Linked DNA regions of Homo sapiens: region 1 is linked to region 2. Evidence: chromatin loops called from intact Hi-C (ENCODE). Cell type or tissue: PC-9. All regions are shown on one strand. Each heading gives the region's core, and the rest is flanking DNA. Links, peaks and the distances in the headings are about the cores only. Region 1 holds the start of LOC107984218 (a long non-coding RNA gene). Region 2 has its middle 23 kb from the start of SVIL.

The links. A loop is a pair of places that touch in the nucleus more often than their neighbours do. Peaks named below come from ENCODE experiments on the same cell type or tissue, not always from the same donor. Only the 100,000 strongest peaks of a DNase experiment are listed, where the experiment ranks them.
Region 1: a loop joins it to region 2, with 7 times the contacts of the local background. A loop is called at or near these places in 3 of 110 quality-filtered maps.

Annotation. Positions count from the first base shown.
Region 1 is chr10:29,998,284-30,007,855 of GRCh38, reverse strand. It overlaps LOC107984218 (a long non-coding RNA gene), which reads left to right and starts at 6,784. Exons shown (of 2, transcript XR_001747403.2): 1 at 6,784-6,896. RefSeq lists a silencer at 9,452-9,572. In PC-9, for the core only: CTCF peaks have their summits at 5,020 and 5,222 (motif pointing right); a DNase peak (open chromatin) is centred at 5,275; H3K27ac peaks cover 367 bases.
Region 2 is chr10:29,653,558-29,663,129 of GRCh38, reverse strand. It overlaps a transcript of SVIL not described here. Among named protein-coding and RNA genes, the nearest start is that of SVIL, 23 kb to the right of the region's middle. RefSeq lists an enhancer at 3,395-4,594. In PC-9, for the core only: a CTCF peak has its summit at 4,101; a DNase peak (open chromatin) is centred at 3,959; H3K27ac peaks cover 2,300 bases.

The DNA of each region.
Region 1 (9,572 bases), core at 3,956-6,455, 340 kb before region 2:
TCTGCAGAGGAGGCTCTTCCCATTTTCTGCAGAGGCAGAGGCTGTACATGAGGGTCCTAACATCTTTAGAAGAAAACCATCAGGGCAGCTGGGGCAGGGGCAGCTGGTGGGTGAGACTGGGGTCGGGGAAGAGGAAGGGTTAGGACTAGATGACACAGAGAGGGATGGAACCACACAGACCCCTGCATCCTACTAGGAAGTCCCCAGGAAGGGCCTTTGTCACTGCCTTCCTGCCCGAGATGGAGCCCACAGCCTTGGAAATTCCAGAACAGGCCTCTCTGTTCAGATATCAAGTTTCACTCCTGAATGCTCTGCCTTTCTGTTTCATTCTTTCAGTTGGTCTCAGTTGCAGAGGAAGCATTCTGAACTCAGTTTCCTGGTTATTGAGATTTTTATTTATAGAGATACCTCTATAAATCCAGAAGACGCACCCCAGGAACAGATTTCAATTTTTTTTTTTTAAACGAGACTCTGTGACTAAAGGCAAAAATGAAACAGGTGCCAGAAGAAAGTGATGAAAGATATCAGGGGCAAAATTGTGTCCAAGGAGAAAGTTCATGCAGTACAAATTAACATGGCAGCAAATATTCTGAAGGATGTAGACTATCCCCTCGGTGGGTCTTCTCGATGAGGAAGGAGAGCCTGGGGGACTGTGGGGGAAGACAACTGCTGTATTTCATCACGCAGAAGGCACGCCATTTTATTTGCTTCATTCCAAAAAAGGAAGACAAGGCTATTGATGAAATTACTACTTGCCATTGATTATAAGTGCATTCCAATTTCAGAGAAGTTAAAATGTGAGAGAAAAAAAAAGTGCCCGTGCAGTTGATGAAATATGGTAACTAACCTTCATTCATTTGCTTTTTGTGGTTCGGCAAATATGCCTGTCCCCCATGCCTCCCGTGGAGTCCCTTGCTGAGCTGGTTCTGGAAGACCCTGTAAGACTTGCACTGCAAGAGCTCCCCGGCCATTACACACAAGCAATGGAGACTCTAGGGCTTTGGCTATCAAACTTCAACTTGTATCCCAGTGCCTGGAACGCGTTAAAAGAGAAAAAGATGCTGATTTAGTGCATCCGGCATGGGGGCCAGAACACTTCATTTTTAACTAGTACATACGTGATTTTAATGCTAGTGGTCCCATAGCCACTTGAGGTGTCTTCAGACACAGTACAATGGACCATCCACCAGCTCTCCTCTGGGTCCTTTATCTTGGCGCCGGTGTGTGTGCCAGTCATTTGTGCTGGTTGGCCTTCGCCTTCTCTTCTGTCAATTTCCATTCATCTGCCATGTCTGTTTGAGCCTCACGTTCCGCAGCAGCTCCCCTGACCTGGCCAGGTGAGGTTAGGCGGTTCTGGTTTAGGCTTCCCCTTCATACCACTGTAAAGACTGTAATGGAGAGTGCTGAAAGTATCAAATGTCACTGTCCCCTCCTCCTAGGCAACAGTGTCTGGAGGGTTTGGACTGTGTCTGTCTCGCAAATCCACAGGGGCTAACAAAATTCCTGGCACATATCAATAACATGACTTATCAATAAATATTTGTTTTGAAGCAAATTTGTGTCTAGGTATTAGACAAAACAGGGAGGCAGGGTACACCAGGTCCGCTATTTTATTTTGGTAGAGCAGGAGGTCCACACCATAGTACAACAAAAGTTTAGAACAAACAAACCTGGATATGTTTTCACCAAAATGTTAACAATAATGACTTCTGGAATTGGGGTTATGGGTATGTAGGTATGAATGGATTGCTTATCTGTATTTACTATAAAAAAACAAGTATTGCATGAAAAAAATTGGACACGTGGGATCACAGCAAGTTAAAAAGCCTCTGCACAACAAAGGAAACCATCAACAAAGTGGAGGCAACCCACAGAATGGGAGAAAATATTTGCAAACTAACCATCTGACAAGGGATTAATAACCAGATTATATAAGGAGCTCAAACAACTCTATAGGAAAGAATCTAATAAGCTGATTTCAAAATGGGCAAAAGATCTGATCAGACATTTCTCAAAAGAAGGCATACAAATGTCAAACAAGTATATGAAAAGGTGCTCAATGTCACTGACCATTAGAGAAATGCAAATCAAAACTACAGTGAGATATCATCTCATCTCAGTTAAAATAGCTTTTATCCAAAAGACAGGCAGTAACAAATGCTGGCAAGGATGTGGAGAAAGAGAATCCTCATACACTGTTGGTGGGAATGTAAATTAGTACAACCATTATAGAGAACAGTTACGGGGTTTCTCAAAAAACTAAAAATAGAGCTACCATTTGATCCAGCAATCCCACTGCTGGATATATACCCAAAAGAAAGGAAATCAGTGTATCAAAGAGATATCTGCATTCCCATGTTTATTGCAGCACTATTCACACTAGCCAAGATTTGGAAACAATCTAAGTATTCATCAGCAGACAAATGGATAAAGAAAACATGGTACATATACACAATGGAATACTATTCAGCCATAAAAAATAAAGAGATCTTTTCATTTGCAATAACATGGATGGAACTGGAGGTCATTATGTTAAGTGAAATAAGCCAGGCACAGAAAGAGAAACTTGGCATGTTTTCACGTATTTCTGGGAGCTAAAAATAAAAATTGAACTCATGGAGACAGAGAGTAGAAGGATGGTTAACAGGCTGGGGAGGATAGAAGGGAGGGGGGGAGTGAGGATGGTTAATGGGTACAAAAAATAGGCAGCATGAATAAGAGCTAGTATTTGATGGCACAACCAGGTGACTATAGTCAACAATAATTTAATTGTGCAATTAAAAATAACTAAAAAAGTATAATTGGATTGTTTATAACACAAAGGATAAATGTGGGCCAGGCGAGGTGGCTCATATCTGTAATCTAAGCACTTTGGGAGGCCACAGTGGGTGGTTCACTTGAGGTCAGGAGTTCGAGACCAGCCTGGCCAACACCGTGAATCCCCTCTCTACTAAAAATACAACAACAACAAAATAGCCAGGCATGGTGGCTCATGCCTGTAGTCCCAGCTACTTGGGAGGCTGATGCACGAGAATCTCTTGAACCTGGGAGGTGGAGATTGCAGTGAGATCACACCACTGCATTCCAGCCTGGGCAACAGAGCAAGATTCCACCTCAAAAAAAAAAAAAAAAAAAAGATAAATGCTGAGGTGATGGATACTTCCTTTATCCTGATGTGATTATTACACATTATATGCCTGTATCAAAATGTCTCATATACTCCATAAGTATATATAACTACTATGTACTCAAAAAATTAAAAAGTTAAAAAATTTTTACAGTAAAAAAATAAATAAATAAGGTTGAACTTTATAATCACCTAGCATATTGCAAAAATTATGGTGTGCCAATTCTGAATCTAGATCATAAAATACACTATGGCTTCCAACCTGTGCTCTTAGGGAAGCCAACTGCCATGTTGTAAAGGCGCTCCAGCACTCCCGTGGGGAGACCCACATCGTGAGGAATTAAGGCCTCCAGCCAACAGCCAACAGCCAACACCAGTTTGCCAGCCCTGTGAATGATCCCCCATGGACATGGATCTTCAAGCCCAAGTGGAGCCTCCACAGCCACTGACATTTTGAATGCAACCTCCTGAGAGACCTCCAAACCCTCAAGTTCAGCTACTCCTCTGTGCTGGCCCATGGAAACAACATGAAACAGTAATTGTTTATTATTCTTTTAAACTGCTGAGTGTGGGCCGGGCACTGTGGCTCACGCCTGTAATGCGGCATTTTGGGAGGCTGAGGGGGGCAATCACTTGAGCTCAGGACTTCAAGACCAGCCTGGGCAACACTGCAAAACCCTGTGTCTACTAAAAACATAAAAATTAGCCAGGTATGGTAGTATGCACCTGTAATCCCAGCTACTTGGGAAGCTGAGGTGGGAGGATGGTTTGAGCCCAGGAGGCAGAGGTTGCAGTGAGCTGAGATGGTGCCACTGCACTGCACTCCAGCCTAGGTGACAGAGCCAGGCTCTGTCTCAAAAAAAAAAAAAAAAAAAAAAGAGAGAAAGAAAAACCTAAAAGAAAACCTGCTGAGTGTAGAAGCAATTTGTTTTGCAGAAATAGAAAACTTATTAGGAGGTTTGACTTTGAACCTGAGAAGGTTAGAAAACAAAAGAAAAACTTGTAATTGCTACAGAGAAAAGAAGAAATATGAAGAATGGGGCTTGGAGCATTGATTTTGGTGGCCTCATAATTTTGCCATAGAGCCTGTCTTCTTTGTCTTCAACTATGGAAGGACAAATAGAAGCCATTGGAAGAGTTATTTCTGCCTGTGGGAAACGCCACATGCATGAACTTAGACGGCGCACTATGCTTGAATTATGCCAATCTTGTGCTGCACGATTTATACCAAAAATTTTATATGGCTATCTTTATTACAAAGGTAAGATCTGTTACTTTTAGGAGATTTCCTGCAGAGTTATAACTGTACCCATATTATATCTGGTTCAAATCCATCCCACATATATAAGGCTGTACCATGAAGATAAATAAGCTAAACCCAGCAGAAAATGTATTGCATTTACAATAGATCATCTTTATTAAGTTTGAGTGCTTCCAGTGAATGATGCCTACAAAGGGTTTCATTTTTCTCTTCATCTCGAGAAGTTTGAAGTTACAGAACCATTGCATAGACCCTGGAATCATATATTATACAATAGAGAGAAGATGCCTTCTGGTGAAAATAAAACGTGGTTATCAAAGGGCAGGTCTCTTTGATATGCCTCGCTCATGGCCGATCTAGGAATCTCGGGGTGGCAGGGAGGCACCCACTTCACAGACTGAGCTCTGCAATCAGGTGAATCACTTTTGATGTAATTTTGGTTTCTAAAGGAATAGTGACATGGGAGAGAACAGAAAATATACTTGAGGTTTGTGAAATCCAAGTTGAAAATCCTGTCAAGTATCAATACTTATCACTAGCCATTGAAATAAATGGCTTCAGAGGTGACAGATCATAATAATTGGTGTACAGAAGTCACTTTCAGAGGAAAAAGCTCCTTGTAGAGTGAAGCCTGCTGAAAGTGGCCGGCTGACCCAGGCAGCACAAAACTTCTCGGGACATTTTCATGTGGGGTCCCTTGCCCTTTGTGTAGGAGAGGCCACTCAGTGGGAAGTGGCCCATTCTCCAGAGTGGGAAATGCCGGACTCTGTTCTGCTCCCCATGGGAAGGCGAGGGGCTGACCTCTTGTGCAAGCTGAGCAGAGGTAGCCGCCTGCTGGCATTTCAACGCTAGAGGGCAGCGTACGTGCATGCCAACGGAGGACAGGTTCACTGAGCCCCACATCCAGGCGGGTTGTGCTAATTGCTTGCTGTTTTTCCTACAAGCAGAACCTGCAGACCTGTCTACCTAAAGATCTAGTTGGAAGTACTTTGCTGCGACAGGCTGGCAGAAAAGAGAGGCTTTCAGGGGCTCTGCTCTCTGGACCCCAACTTTATTTCTAAAAATGTGAAGATAACTCACAAGTCCTTTGTTGGAAGCATATCTGGGCCTCAGAGCCAGATAAGATCTGCAATGAGTTGGAGCTTTGTCACTTACCATGCGATGCAGGCATGTCACCCATAGAAAGGGTTGTTGTGAGGATTAAATAAGATGATGTGTGGGAAGGGCTTGGCATAGCACAGTGCCTGGAACTTGCTAAGTGTTCAGTGAGTGTCGATCAGCAGTCATACTGTGCACCAGGAAAGAGGTCCAAGCCAAGCTGGAGCCCCTTAGGAGACAGTGTAGGAACTGGGGCTCCTACATGTCCCACTCCCACGGGAGCTCAGTGAGAGCCCCTCCAGGGCCAGAGACCCTTGCTGACACTTGTTGAACAACAGGGAGACCTCAAGCCACAGGCCACAGAACCTTTGAGCCTGTCCTTCTTCCTGGCACAAAAAGAACGGGTATGAACCCTCTTCTGCAAAGCAGAAGAGCAGCAACATCCATGCAGGTGTGAGGGTCAGTGACTTCCCACTCCCATACGCCTGAGTCCTGCTCACCACTCTGCAGGTCACGGGGTCTCGATTGCTTCCGAGTGCCCGCAAACTCCCTTGTAACCCCCCAACACCCATGTTGGCATGCTGGAGCAGACCGTGGGAGAATTTTGATAACCCAAAACAAAGCCTGGTTATTTAACACACGCATCGCCTGCTTTCAAATGAGCTCAGCCTTGGAAACTGCAGAAGTTTCTAATGGTGCTGACTTCTCACTGTTGATGGCCTGTCACAATTTGTAGATTCTAGTGGGAATGAGTGAGGCTTGAGGGGCATTAAAGATGATCTTGCCAGTGGTGTAGTAGAAATAGCAGAGGGCCTAGAGCCTAGATTTCTCAGTGCTAGACATGGTGATTCACCAAATAGCTGGGTGGCTTTGGACACGTGCTGAACCTCTCATGCCTGACTCTCTTTCCACATAAGCATCATGATAGGGTTATTTTTACCCCTTCCCACCTCACAGGGCAATTGTTAGGGTAAATGAGGTTAAAGTACTTTACACATGCATAGCACTTGCACTTTCTCAATAGTGCTTGGTGGGGAGAAAATTCTCCACGGGTCTTTTGCCTGGAAAGGCAGAAGCCTGTTTTGCCAAGAGAGACACGGACCGCTTTTGTTCCGGACTAGCTTTCCAAGGGTGTTTGTGCAGAGAGCAGCCTGGGAAGATACAGTCAGTGTCTCTGTCTCCAGAGGAAAGGGCAGGTTTGTTTACTGCCCAGTAGAATAAAGATAATGTCTCTCTCAGGGACAAAGGTCAGGCAGGCTTCCTACTCATACTAAAAATAAGTGACTTTCCTAAACTCAGGTTCCTGCCTGGTGTGACCGTCTCACCCGGCCTCTTCACATCGCGCTCTGGGTATTGGAGTCTACGGATCCCACACAAGAAAATGCCGAGACTCTGGCTACTGCTGTTGCAGTGAGTAATAAATTCCCTTGGCTCTGACCCAGGAGTCTTGTGTCTTCTATCCCCATTCATGAAACTGGCAGGCCCACTTGTAACCTGACAAATGGGGTAAAAACCTCAGCCCTGTCACAGTCCTTGACAATTTTCAGCTGCTGTTTTCTTTCCGTTTTTACAACAACTCTGAGAGCCAGGCACATCAGGTATTCCTATTTTGCAGATGAAGTAACAGAGGGTTGGGAAGGTTAGGGATGCTTCCAAGGACAGCTAATACCATGGAACAGTAGACGCTTAGATCTAGAAAATAAATGCTACATAACTAGAGACACTAGTGTCTCCAAACTTCTCTTCCCCAACCTGGATGGGGTAACTAGGAGTTACTTTGCTCATTAGTGTTTTTTTTTTGTTTTTTTTTTTTTACCATTAATCTGCAGCTCCCTACAGAGAGAAAGTGATGTCAATGGGATTTTGCACAATTATCCTCTTGTCCTGGGGTCCCAAAGTACATAGGGCTTTCCCTCAGCCCTTAGTCCTGCATAGATTTTCCCCAGAAAGGCGGTGGCTGCTGGAGCTGAAGCAGCCACACACCTGGGCACCTGTGTGTGGAGGCAGCTGGTGGCCTCCAGACATCCCCCTCGGGAAAGCTGTCAGCCCATGCCAATCAGCAGCTCCTGCCAACCAAAAGGACTGCAGGCAAGGAGCCCTGAGGGTCCTTTTCCCAGGCCTGTGAGTGGAAGGTGACAAAGAGGAGCAGAGAGAGGGAGGGCAGAGGCTGAGCTCCGTGTTCCACCCAGAGAGGAAAGGGCCACTGCTCCCAAGATCACAGCTTCCTCACCGACAAAGGAACTGGCTCTGCCAGACCTGGAGGGACAGTGACAAGAGGAGGGGCCCTTCTGGGGCTTGGCATCTGCTGGGGGCAGGAGGACAAAGTGATGGAGCTTCTCTGAGGGATGTCAGCAAAGGTTGTGGGACCTACAGGGTCCAGCAACCAAGAGATGCAGAACAGCACGACTGTCTCTTCTGTTTATCCCTCTGTTTTATGTTGTGGTTTGGATTTTTTGTTGTTGTTGTTGAGACAGAGTCTCACTCTGTTGCCCAGGCTGGAGTGCAGTGGTGTGATCTTGGCACACTGCAACCTCTGTCTCGTGGGCTCAAGTGATCCTCCTAATTTCAGACTCCAAACTGTGTGTGTGTGTGTGTGTGTGTGTGTGTGTGTGTGTGTGATGTGATGTGAAGGAAGGAGGTGCACACTGGAAAAGGGAAAGCAAATGGGCTAGGCTGACATTTGGTATTTGGGTGACAGCCTCAGGCTCTCAGACAGACTAGAATTAATATAGTAGGGCCCGAGCACTGCATTTGTTTGTTGTTTTGGGCACAAGAAATTTTTTCATAGCCACTCCCCCGCCACCCAGGTGATTCTAACACCCTGCAAGGCCTGAAAACTCTAGTTGGATGGCTGTTCAATACTGCAAGCCCCGGCCACAGGTGGCAATTGAGCGCAGGGAGTGCAGGCGGTCCGAATTGAGACATGCTGTGAACGTAGAATACACCCAGACTTCGTACAGAAAGTGAATGTAAATTAGCTCAATCTTTTTATATTACACAGTGAATATATGTATTACTATTTTGTTTTGTTTTGTTTTGTTTTTTTGAGATGGAGTCTTGCCCTGTTGCCCAGGCTGGAGTGCAGTAGAGCAATCTCTGTTCACTGCAACCTCTGCCTCCCAGGTTCAAGCGATTCTTCTCCCTCAGCCTCCCTAGTAGCTGGAACTACAGATGCCCGCCACCATGCCTGGCTATTTTTTTTTTTTTGGTATGTTTAGTAGATTTGTATTTTTAGTAGAGATGGGGTTTCACCATGTTGGCCAGGCTGGTCTCGAACTCCCGACCTCAGGTGATTCGTCCGCCTCGGCCTCCCAAAGTGCTGGGATTACAGGCATGAGACACCTCGCCTGGCCCTATATATTACTATTTTTGATATACTGGGTTAAATAAAACATACGAGTAAAATTAATTTCACCTGCTTCCTTCTCCCGTTTTTAATGGCGTGATTAAAGAATTTAGTTTGGATCGCATGTGCAGCTCACACCGTATTTCTGCGAGACAGTGCTGCTGTAGCAGCCACTTCATGTTACAGTAAAGGGGCAGAAACTAAGTGGCAGAGCTAGATCCAAGGCAGCGACTCTCCTACCCAAGCCCAGCCTCGGAGCCAGGTGGCCACGTGGTGGTTCTCGGTTGCAACCCCTTACTCCCACGCCATCTTCCACCTCTCGAGTTTTTGAAGGAAGCTTAGTCTTGAAGGAAGAGACATTTCCGTTTTTATCATGGCTGGAAGCACCTAGCAAAATGACTGGCACATAGTAGGCACTGGATGTAGATTGTAAAGTTGATGAATCTTTGACACTTGTTGCCTCCTGAGGGAGCTCGCCTGTCCTGCAAAGCCTTTGCAATGCTGTCCCCTGCTGGCTGGTTATTGGAAGTGCTCAGTGAGGTCCCTAAGAAGCCGGCTTGGGTGTATGCTGAGTACACATGTACTGTGTTGCTTGTGTTGCATGTGTGTACGGTGTATATGCATGTGTTGTGTGTGTTGTGTGAGCTTGCACTGAGTGCACATGTGCTGTGTGTCCTGTGTGTTGCATGTGTGTGTGAAGCATATGCATGTGCTATGTGGGTTGTGTGAACTTGTGTTGT
Region 2 (9,572 bases), core at 2,703-5,202:
TTATTACTATTATTTAAGAGACAGAGTCTTATTCTGTTGCCCAGGCTGGAGTGCAGTGGTGTGATCATAGCTCACTGCAGCCTCAAATCCCTGGCCTCAAGCAATCCTCCAGCCTCAGCCTTCCAAGTAGCTAGGGCTACAGGTGCATGCCACCACACCCAGTTAATTTTCTTTACTTTTTTGTAGAGATGGGGTCTTGCTTTGCTGCCCAGGTGGGTCTCAAACTTCTGGCCTCAAGTGATCCTCCCGCCTTGGGCTCCCAGAGTGCTGGGATTACAGGCATGAGCCACTGCACCTGGCCTATTATTTGTCCTTCGTCCAAGTGTTCCGTGTGTGTGTGTGTGTGTGTGTACGCGCGCACATACATCCCTGCTGCCCTGTCTTCTAATGCCAGCTTCCCACTTTAATTGTTGCTCATTGCTTCTAACTTGCCTCACACATGTGACAGTCCAGTCACTTACTAGTGGCTTTCCCATCCATGTGTTTGCTTCTGGAATTATTGCTGTCAGAATGGCAAGCCTTGGGCACTAATGTGGTAGGCAGCTATCTGAGGGGTGATGGATGCCTGGAACTACTCCAGACACAGTGATGTCTGCAGGTCACTGTGCAGTTCCAATCAATGGGGACCTTCTCTAATGGGGAGATGGTCTTGTTGATTTGGCATTTTATTTATTTACTTTTTACAAATGTTCAAATAACAATAATGATTATTATGCTTATTGGTATTATTATTCCTGTGGCTAATCCAACCCTTGATGGTTGAGAATTAGCCATATTGTTATTTATAATCAGCATCAGGTGTTTGGCATGAATTCAGGAGACAGGGAGGTCTCTGAGGATGGATGAAGGCAGTCAGAGAAGCTCTCCTGGAAACTGGGGGCATCCAGGCTGAATCCTGAAAGATTTGTATGAGACCGGGGAGGAAGTGCCTAAGGCTCTGTGAAAATGTCTGGAAGAACCAGGTTTCCTTGCTAAAGGCATCTAGGGAAAAAGGTTGGAGAAAGAAGCCAGAATAAAAGTTGGGTCTCATGGCAGCATCATCCCTGAGGTCTGCAGTGGGGGTTGTTGGCTGCTTGGTGAAGAGGGATAAGTTGCTGCTCAATGCCCCAGAACTAGAGGCACTTGCTACTCTAGTAGTTTGGTAGTATGTGAATAAAACTCACTGGGGCCGGGCATGGTGGCTCACTCCTGTAACCTCAGCCCTTTGGGAGGCCAAAGACGGAAGGATCACTTTAAGCCAGGAGTTTAAGACCAGCCTGAGCAACATAATGAGACTCCATCTCAAAAAAAAAGAAAGAAAGTTTATTTGATTTTCAGTTCTAGAATTTGGAAAATGAAAATAAAAACTCACCAGAAACATCCATTCACTGTGAGCACCTCCATGGGCACCATCTGTCAAAGCACAGGCTTGAAACATTAACCTAAAAGGATGCCTTTGTCTGGCATATCTCTCTTCCAGATGCAATTGGTCTAGATTTAGTCCCAGAGTCTAGTCAGAGTTTTTGCACAGGGGGTTGGTAACCTGGTGAAAGTCAGTAACAGTTTGTTTTGTCCGGAAAGAAATGCCTTGGAAAGGTCAAGAGAGCCCCGGAGAGAAGAGACAAGCCCTCCTGGTCTGGCTCCAGCTTAGCTAGCATCTCCTCCTGCTGCATTAATCATGCTCATTCTCCTTTCTCCGGTGCCCTGTTTTCCTCTGGAATTCTTTTCTGCTTTTATTCCGGTTTGACTCGTTTCTCGAACTTCAACCTGTCCCTAAATTTGGACCTTTTCCTGTTTGTATTCTTGCTTTTTTATTTTTCCTAAATGATCCTGACTGCATGAAAGCTGGTTGATGGTGGGGTTTTCCTGTCAATATATTCTGAAGTTTTACTCTCTAGTGACTGAGGTTTTCCCTTTGTCTTTAAGCAAACCAGATTTCTAGGACTCAAGTGTTTCAGGCACAGGCTTTTTTTTTTTTTTCTTGTGAGACGGTGTCTTGCTCTGTCGCCAAGCTAGAGTGCAGTGGCGCAATCTCGGCTCACTGCAACCTCCGACTCCCTGGTTCAAGCGATTCTCCTGCCTCAGCCTTCCGAATAGCTGGGACTACAGGCATGTGCCACCACACCTGGCTAATTTTTGTATTTTTAGTAGAGACGGGGTTTCACCATGTTGGCCAGGATGGTCTTGATCTCTTGACCTCATGATCCTCCCATCTCAGCCTCGCAGAGTGCTGGGATTACAGGCGTGAGGCACCACACCCGGCCCAGGCACAGGCTTTTTAAACTCCTTCTTTGTCCCTGAGCTCATGATTTCACTGCAGATTTTCTTCTATCTGGACTCACAGTTGTAGAGCCCCAAGGCGATTGCTGTGCACACTATGAGTTTGAGAGCCCATGCTCCAGAGGTCAGGAGGGGAATGAGCCAGGGGAAGACGTGAGCGTCTGGGCAGAGATTAGCACTCTCTTTAAGAAGAGGGAGGGATGAGAATGTTTCTATTCTGCCCTTTCTTCTTGGCTTCTTGTGATTCTCTTGGCCCGTTCCCCCCACCAGAATTTTGCTCTGTGGCCTAGGCTGGAGTGCAGTGGTGAGACCATGGCTCACTGCAGCCTCCACCTCCCAGGCTCAAGCGATCCTCCCACCTCAGCCTCCCTAGTAGCTGGGAGGTGTGCAACACCATGCCTGGCTAATTTTTTATATTTTTTGTAAACACAGGGTCTTGCTATGTTGCCCAGGCTGGTCTCAAATTCCTGGGCTCAATTGATCCTCTCACTTTGGCCTCCTAAAGTGCTGGAACAATAGGTATGAGCCACCCCACCCTGCCTTTTTAATTTTTTTTTTGAGTCAAGCAAGGTGTTGCTTTGTTGCCCGAGCTGGAGCGCAGTGGTACAATCGTAGCTCACTGTAACCTGCAACTCCTGGGCCCAAACAATCTTTCTTCCTCAGCCTGTTGGGTAGCTGGGACCATAGGCAGGCCCAGCTAATTTTTAATTTTTTTGTAGAGACAAGGTCTCACTGTATTGCCCAGCTTAGTCTTGAACTCCTGGCCTCAAGCCATCCTCCTGCCTCAGCCTCCCAAAGTGCTGGGATTACAGACATGAGCCACTGTGCCCAGCCCCTGTTTTCTTTTTGAGTAGTTTTCTTTTTCTTTCTTTTGTGGCTGGTTCAATAAGAGGGTCTCCTTTTCCTAAGCAGGCAAAGGATTTTTTAAACCAGTTTGGAGCCCTAAGGAGGAGTCCCAGGGGAAAAAGAGAGGCTTACATTGATCTAGCCCAGTTCTCAAGGCATCAAAGCTTTTTAGTAATAAAGAGATTTGTGGAGGAAAGGGAAAATGATTTTTTTTATTGTTGGAACAAAAAACGGTCTGCTTAAACCCAATAATTTGTCTGTGTTTACCGCAACCATCTCTGTGGCTTACAAGAATGAGTTCATGACTGTCTGAATTCCACCAGGCAGTGGTGACAATAATTTATTTTTTAACCTTGTGGGAACTTCACATGGGCTGACTCCCCTTTGACCCCGCACCCATCACAAGATGATTTTTTCCTAGAAGTTGCCTCTGGGGCTGGGCTTCTGGAGATGAACCCCATTCTCTCTATGCTGGATAAACCAGGCTTCTGACATCCTTCCTGTGGAATATTTATAAAAATGAGCGCCAAGGAATTCAGCTGTGGTTTCTTGCAATGCCTGGTGTGGTGCCAGCTGTTGCCCAGTTCAGAGCCCTCTGTGCTTGAGTGAATTCTTTTCTGACTTTTTCCGGCGGTAAGAATACAAGGAAGTGCTGAGTAGACAACAGAGAGGAGATGAGAAGATGGAACTCAATAGCCTAAGACAAAAGACTTCCCAAAGCCACGCTTGTTAACCACTAACCAGCTGATAAACGAGGGGCTTTCCTCTGTAGTCTGGGATTGCAGGGCTGGAGCCTTCTGTGTTGGGGACCTCTCCCAGGCTGAGTCATTAAGAACCACACAGAGTGTCAACCCTCGAGTCTAAAGAATGACTCTGTAACCTTGTGAGTCATCTTTCATACAAATTGCACCTCGTCAGGCAAACCACAAGGGGAAATGCATGTTTGCCTTAATTCTACTCTGGTACATTCTAGCATAGGTGGGGTTTCCCCTCACTCTTTGAGGAAAATAAATGCAGAGATTGTCTCTGCCTGGAATGCTTGACATAGACCAAGTCATAGCCAAATCACTCACCCTGATGCCTTCGGTGAGTTATTCCAGTCTCCTAACTCTCCACCCAGCATGTCTTTTTCTGTGGAATTGGGTCTTTGTTAGTTCCATCCAACTTCGTGATGAATTTCAACCCATTTCTTATTTTCTCAGTTGTCCCTTTGTGGCAAGGCTGCTGTTCCCAAGCCTCCATATTTGTTCTTTTGTTTTTAATTTTTTTAAAGACAGGGTCTTCCTTGTTGCCCAGGCTGAAGTACAGTGATCCAAACATGGCTCACTGCAGCCTTAACCTCCTGGACTCAAGTGATCCTCCTGCCTTGGCCTCCCATGTAGCTGGGAGCACAGGAGCACACCTCCACGCTCAGCTAATTTGTTCAATTTTTTGTATAGACAGGGTTTCACTTTGTTGCAGACTGGTCTTGAACTCCTGGCCTCAAGCAGTCCTCCCACTTCAACCTTCCAAAGTGCCAGGATTACAGGTGGGAGCCACCATGCCTGGCCATCCCTATATTTGGATCTGATTTTAAATTTGAATTTAGAAAGTACTCATATTTACCAAAAATGATTCTTGCTTATAGACCAAATAATACAATTTTAGTCCTCCCAGAAAAATAAGAGCTTTGGAGAACCATTGCATAGAAATGACTTTATTCACTGAGTTTACGATGAATGGGAAAAATGCATTCTTTTATTGAGCACTTTTTATAAGAGGTTTAAAAAGATACTTTAACCACTGCCTGTAATCTGTAGTTGCTGATGTTGATGAGTATTTGAAAGGGAAAAAGCTCTTTGGAGGCAGCAGATTAATCACAGCAGAGTATCCAGTTTCATTCGTACGTGTGGTTGTCTTGTATTGTTTGCTATTTTCTTTCTCAGATTTTTCAGTAGAGACTTTGTCCTTTTTCAGAGAGAGTTCAAGTGGATGGCCTTGAGGACTTGAAAAGCTGAGATATGATGATTTTGAAGTCATTTCACATCGAAGCCATGATTTAAATATCGGCGTTAAGGTAAGTATTGAGGAAAGAAATATGACACTTTTGTGGTTAACACATTATTGGCTTTGCTTGCACTGTTAGAAGAGATTAAAGCACATTGTGAAGGGTGATTTTGTTTGAATCATGTTCAACAAACCAGAGCTCGAAGAAGATTAAAGCGGCCTCTGTGATGCGGTGTGGAACCATAGACATACAGGAGAGCTGAGCCACTGTGATGGTTGGAAATGTCTTCATTTTTCCTCGATGGTCATGTGTCCCAGTGTGCCCTTTATGAACTTCAGGAAAGAACAGGAAAGCTTACAGCTGTGGTTTTCTTTCTGAGCTGAGCCGTGGCTATTAGGGAGCTTTCGGGGAGTGTGAATTAGATAGGACCTTTACATAGGAGCAGAGCCAGCCAAAGGAGTGAGAACAGGAGCACCCTTCTGGAAACTGTGCTATTTGACCTGCCTCTCTGGAGCAGGAGTTCTCAAAGTGTGTTCCCTGGAACACAGCTCCCTACACCACTAATACAGTGGGGACCTGGGTCAGAGGATGGGTCTATGCCTAAGTGCGTTTGGAAAGCATTGGATTAAAGTTAAATGACCTTCTTCAAAACTAATGAGCTTTGTGAATCTTGATGGGTGTGAGTAGTGGGCAGTGCTCACCAGAGTTCCATGGAACTATTTTCTTGTGAGGCATCTTAAGACCAGTGTTCCATTTGTTCATTAAATATTGATTGCGCACCAGCCATGGATGGTGTTAGATGCTAGGGATGCAGCAAAAACTGAGGTTGACAGTGCTCATGTTTAGATAATAAATACATTAACAATTAAGGAAAGGTAATCATTGAGAGACACAATAGCAAATGTTTAAGAGCCTGGTATCTGCAGCTCAGTGGCTTGGGTTTTAATCCTGGGTTTGACACTTAATAAACTGCATGATCTTGGAAAAGACATGTAACCTCTCTTTCAATTTCCTTATGTGTAAGATGCTTATAATAGTATTCACTTTGTAGATACTATTATTGCAAGGACTAAAATTATGAATATGTGCTGGCAAATACCAAACTTTATATTAATACAAGTGTCATCAGAATATGTACATATATTAATAGTAATTGTTACCAAAACACCAGGGGTTCAATCTGGGTCCTGCTGCTCACTGCACAGAAAGCCAATGCCTGAGACAACAAGTGTTGCCAAGGAAGAAGGCTTTAATTGGGTGCTGCAGCCGAGGAGATGGGAGCTCAGTCTCAAATCCATCTCTCTGACTGACCAAAACTGGCTATATAGCAGGGAAGAAATGTAATCATGTGTGGGAAAACAGGAACTCAGAAGGGGCTTGGAAGCAATCATGTTGAATCAGCGTCCACATTTTATTGTCTGGATGTGATCTGGTGAGTTTCATTTCTTTGATACTTTTTTTGAGAGGCCTGAAGGTCATTTCCTGAGGAAGGATCTCAGATAAAACAAATATAAGTTTCAAATGTTAAGACCAGAAAGTTCAATTTCTATGTTTATTTATTCTTTTTTTTAAAAAAAAAAGCTATATGGGACTGTTGGGTTGGTTTCATAATGGCTGAGTACTTTGAAGGTTCTGTGGTTGCATGAATGGAGAAGATAGAGTGATGGGTGGGGACTTTAAAATAGGATGATCCAGGAATGCCCTGAAGTAGAGACTTGTAAGAATGAGAAATAGCAAGTTATGCGGGTGGCATAGAAAAAGCTTCCAGATTGAAAAGCAAAGGCAAAGAGGATGTCTTGTGCAGAGAAAGCATTTGACAAAATCGAATGCCTCTTCATGTTTTTAAAAAAAAAAAAAACACTCACACTCGGCCAGGCACGGTGGCTCACACCTGTAATACCAGCACTTTGGGAGGCCGAGGCAGGCAGATCATGAGGTCAGGAGATCGAGATCATCCTGGCCAACATGGTGAAACCCCATCTCTACTAAAAATACAAAAATTAGCTGGGCGTGGTGCCACATACCTGTAGTCCCAGCTACTCGGGAGGCTGAGGCAGGAGAAGCACCTGAACAGAAGTCTAAGGTTGCAGTGAGCCAAGATCATGCCACTGCACTCCAGTGACAGAGCAAAACTCCAAAAGAAACAGAAAAAAAAAAAAAAAACCCACACATACACACTCAACAGACTAGGAATAGAAGGGAACTTCTTCAACCTGAAAAAGACATCTATGAAGAACCCACAGCTAACATGACACTGAATGGTGAAGGGCTGAAAGCTTTTCTCCTAAGCTCAGAGACAAGACAAGGATATCCATTCTCACCACTTCTGTTCAGTATTTGTGAACAGTAAATTTTAGGTGCTGTGATGGTTAATATTAGGTGTCAACTTGATTGGACTAAGGGAGGCTTAGATGCCTGGTAAAGTATTTTTTCTGGGTGTGTCTCTGAGGGGCTTGCCAGAGGAGATTGACATTTGAGTTGGTGGAGTGGGAGAGGAAGACCCACCCTTGCTGTGGGTGGGCACCATCCAGTCAGCTGCCCAGCATGGCAAGAGCGAAGCAGTAGAAGAAGGTGGGATAAGCAGCTTGCTGGGTCTTCTGGCTCTGTTTCCTCTTCCTGTGCTGGATGCTTCCTTCTACTCCTCCTGCCCTTGGACATCAAATTCCAGGTTCTTCGGCCTTTAGACTCTGGGACTTGCACCAGTGGCTTGCCGGGGGGTCTAGGGCCTTTGGCCACAGACTGAAGGCTGCACTATTGACTTCCCCAGTTTTGAGGCTTTAGGACTTGGACTGACCACTACCAGCTTCTCTCTTCCCCAGCTTGCAGACAGCCTATCATGGGACTTACCTTGTAATTGTGTGAGGCAGTTCTCCCTAATAAATTCCCTTTCACATGTATATGTATCCTGTTGGTTCTGCCCCTCTGGAGAACCCTAATACATTTGTCAACCTGGCTGGATTAAAAAACACCTAGATAGCTAATAACACATTATTTCTGCGTGTGTCTGTGAGGGTGTTTCTGGACGAGATTGGTGTATGAGTGGTAGACTAAGTGAGGAAGATCCACCCTCCATGTGGGTGATCACTGTCCAATTGACTCCGGGCCTGGATAGAAAAAAAGACAGGGGAAAGGTCTTTGCTGGAGCTGCAACACTTCTTCTACTGCCCTTGGACATCAGAGCTCCAGGTCCTCTGTCCTTTGGACTCTGGCATGTGCACCAGTGGCCCCAGGATTCTCAGATCTTGGGCCTTAGATTGATAGAGTGATGCCATTGGCTACCCTGATTCTGAGGCCTTTGGACTTAGATGGAGACAGGCTGCCAGTCTTCCTGGTTGTCCAACTTGAGGACAACCGGTTGTGGGACTTCTCAGCCCCCATTATCCTGTGAGCCAATTCCTCTAATACATTTCCTGCCTACTTCTATATATCTATCCTATTCATTCTGTCTCTCTGGAGAACCCTGACTAATACAGTATTGTGCTGGAGGTTCTAGCCAGAGCAGTTATACAAGAAAATGAAATAAGAGGCTTCCAGATTGGAAAAGAAAAGGTAAAACTATCTTTACTTGCAGATGGCGTGATCTTGTTTATAGAAAATTTTTAGGAACTCACCATACTATTAAAACTAATAAGTTCAGCAAGATTGCAGGACATAAGATTAATATACAAAATCAATTTTGTTATATATACTTGTAATGAATAATATGAAATAAAATAGAAACAATAATTTGTTTTCTAATAGCATGAAAAAGATAAAAAACTTAGGAATAAGTTTAACAAAAGAAGTGTAAAACATATACCTTAAAACTATAAAACATCATTGAAAGAAACTAAAGAAGACCTAAATAACTGGAAAAACATTCCATGTGCATGGATCAGAAAACAATATTTTAAAAATGACAGTACTCTTCAAATTGATCTACAGATTTAATGCAATCTCTGTCAAAAATCTCAAATGAATTTTTTTAATTGACAAGTAGATACTAAAACTAATATGGAAATTCAAGGGACCCAGAATAGCCATGACAATCCTGAAACAGAAGCACAAAATAGGAGACTCAGCTTCAAAACGTATTACAAAACTACAGTAATTAAGATAGTGTGGTACTGGTATTCTATTCTATTCTATAGAATAGAATTGAGTCTAGAAATAAACTCATACATTATTTGTGGTCAATTAATTTTCAGTAAATCAGTGGAAACAATACAAAACAATGCCAAAACAATTCAATGGGGAAAAATAATCTCTTCAACAAATTGTACTGGGGAAACTGTATATCCATCTGCCAAAGAAAAGCTGGACTCCTACCTCATATCATAAACAAAAATTAACTCAAAATTAATAAGAGGCTTAAAGGTAAGCCTTAAAACTCTCAGAAAAAGCATAGATACAAATTTAATGGCCTTGGATTGGATTTTTTTAAGATATGATACCAAAAGGACAAGTGACAAAATAAAAATAGATAAATGTATCAAAATTA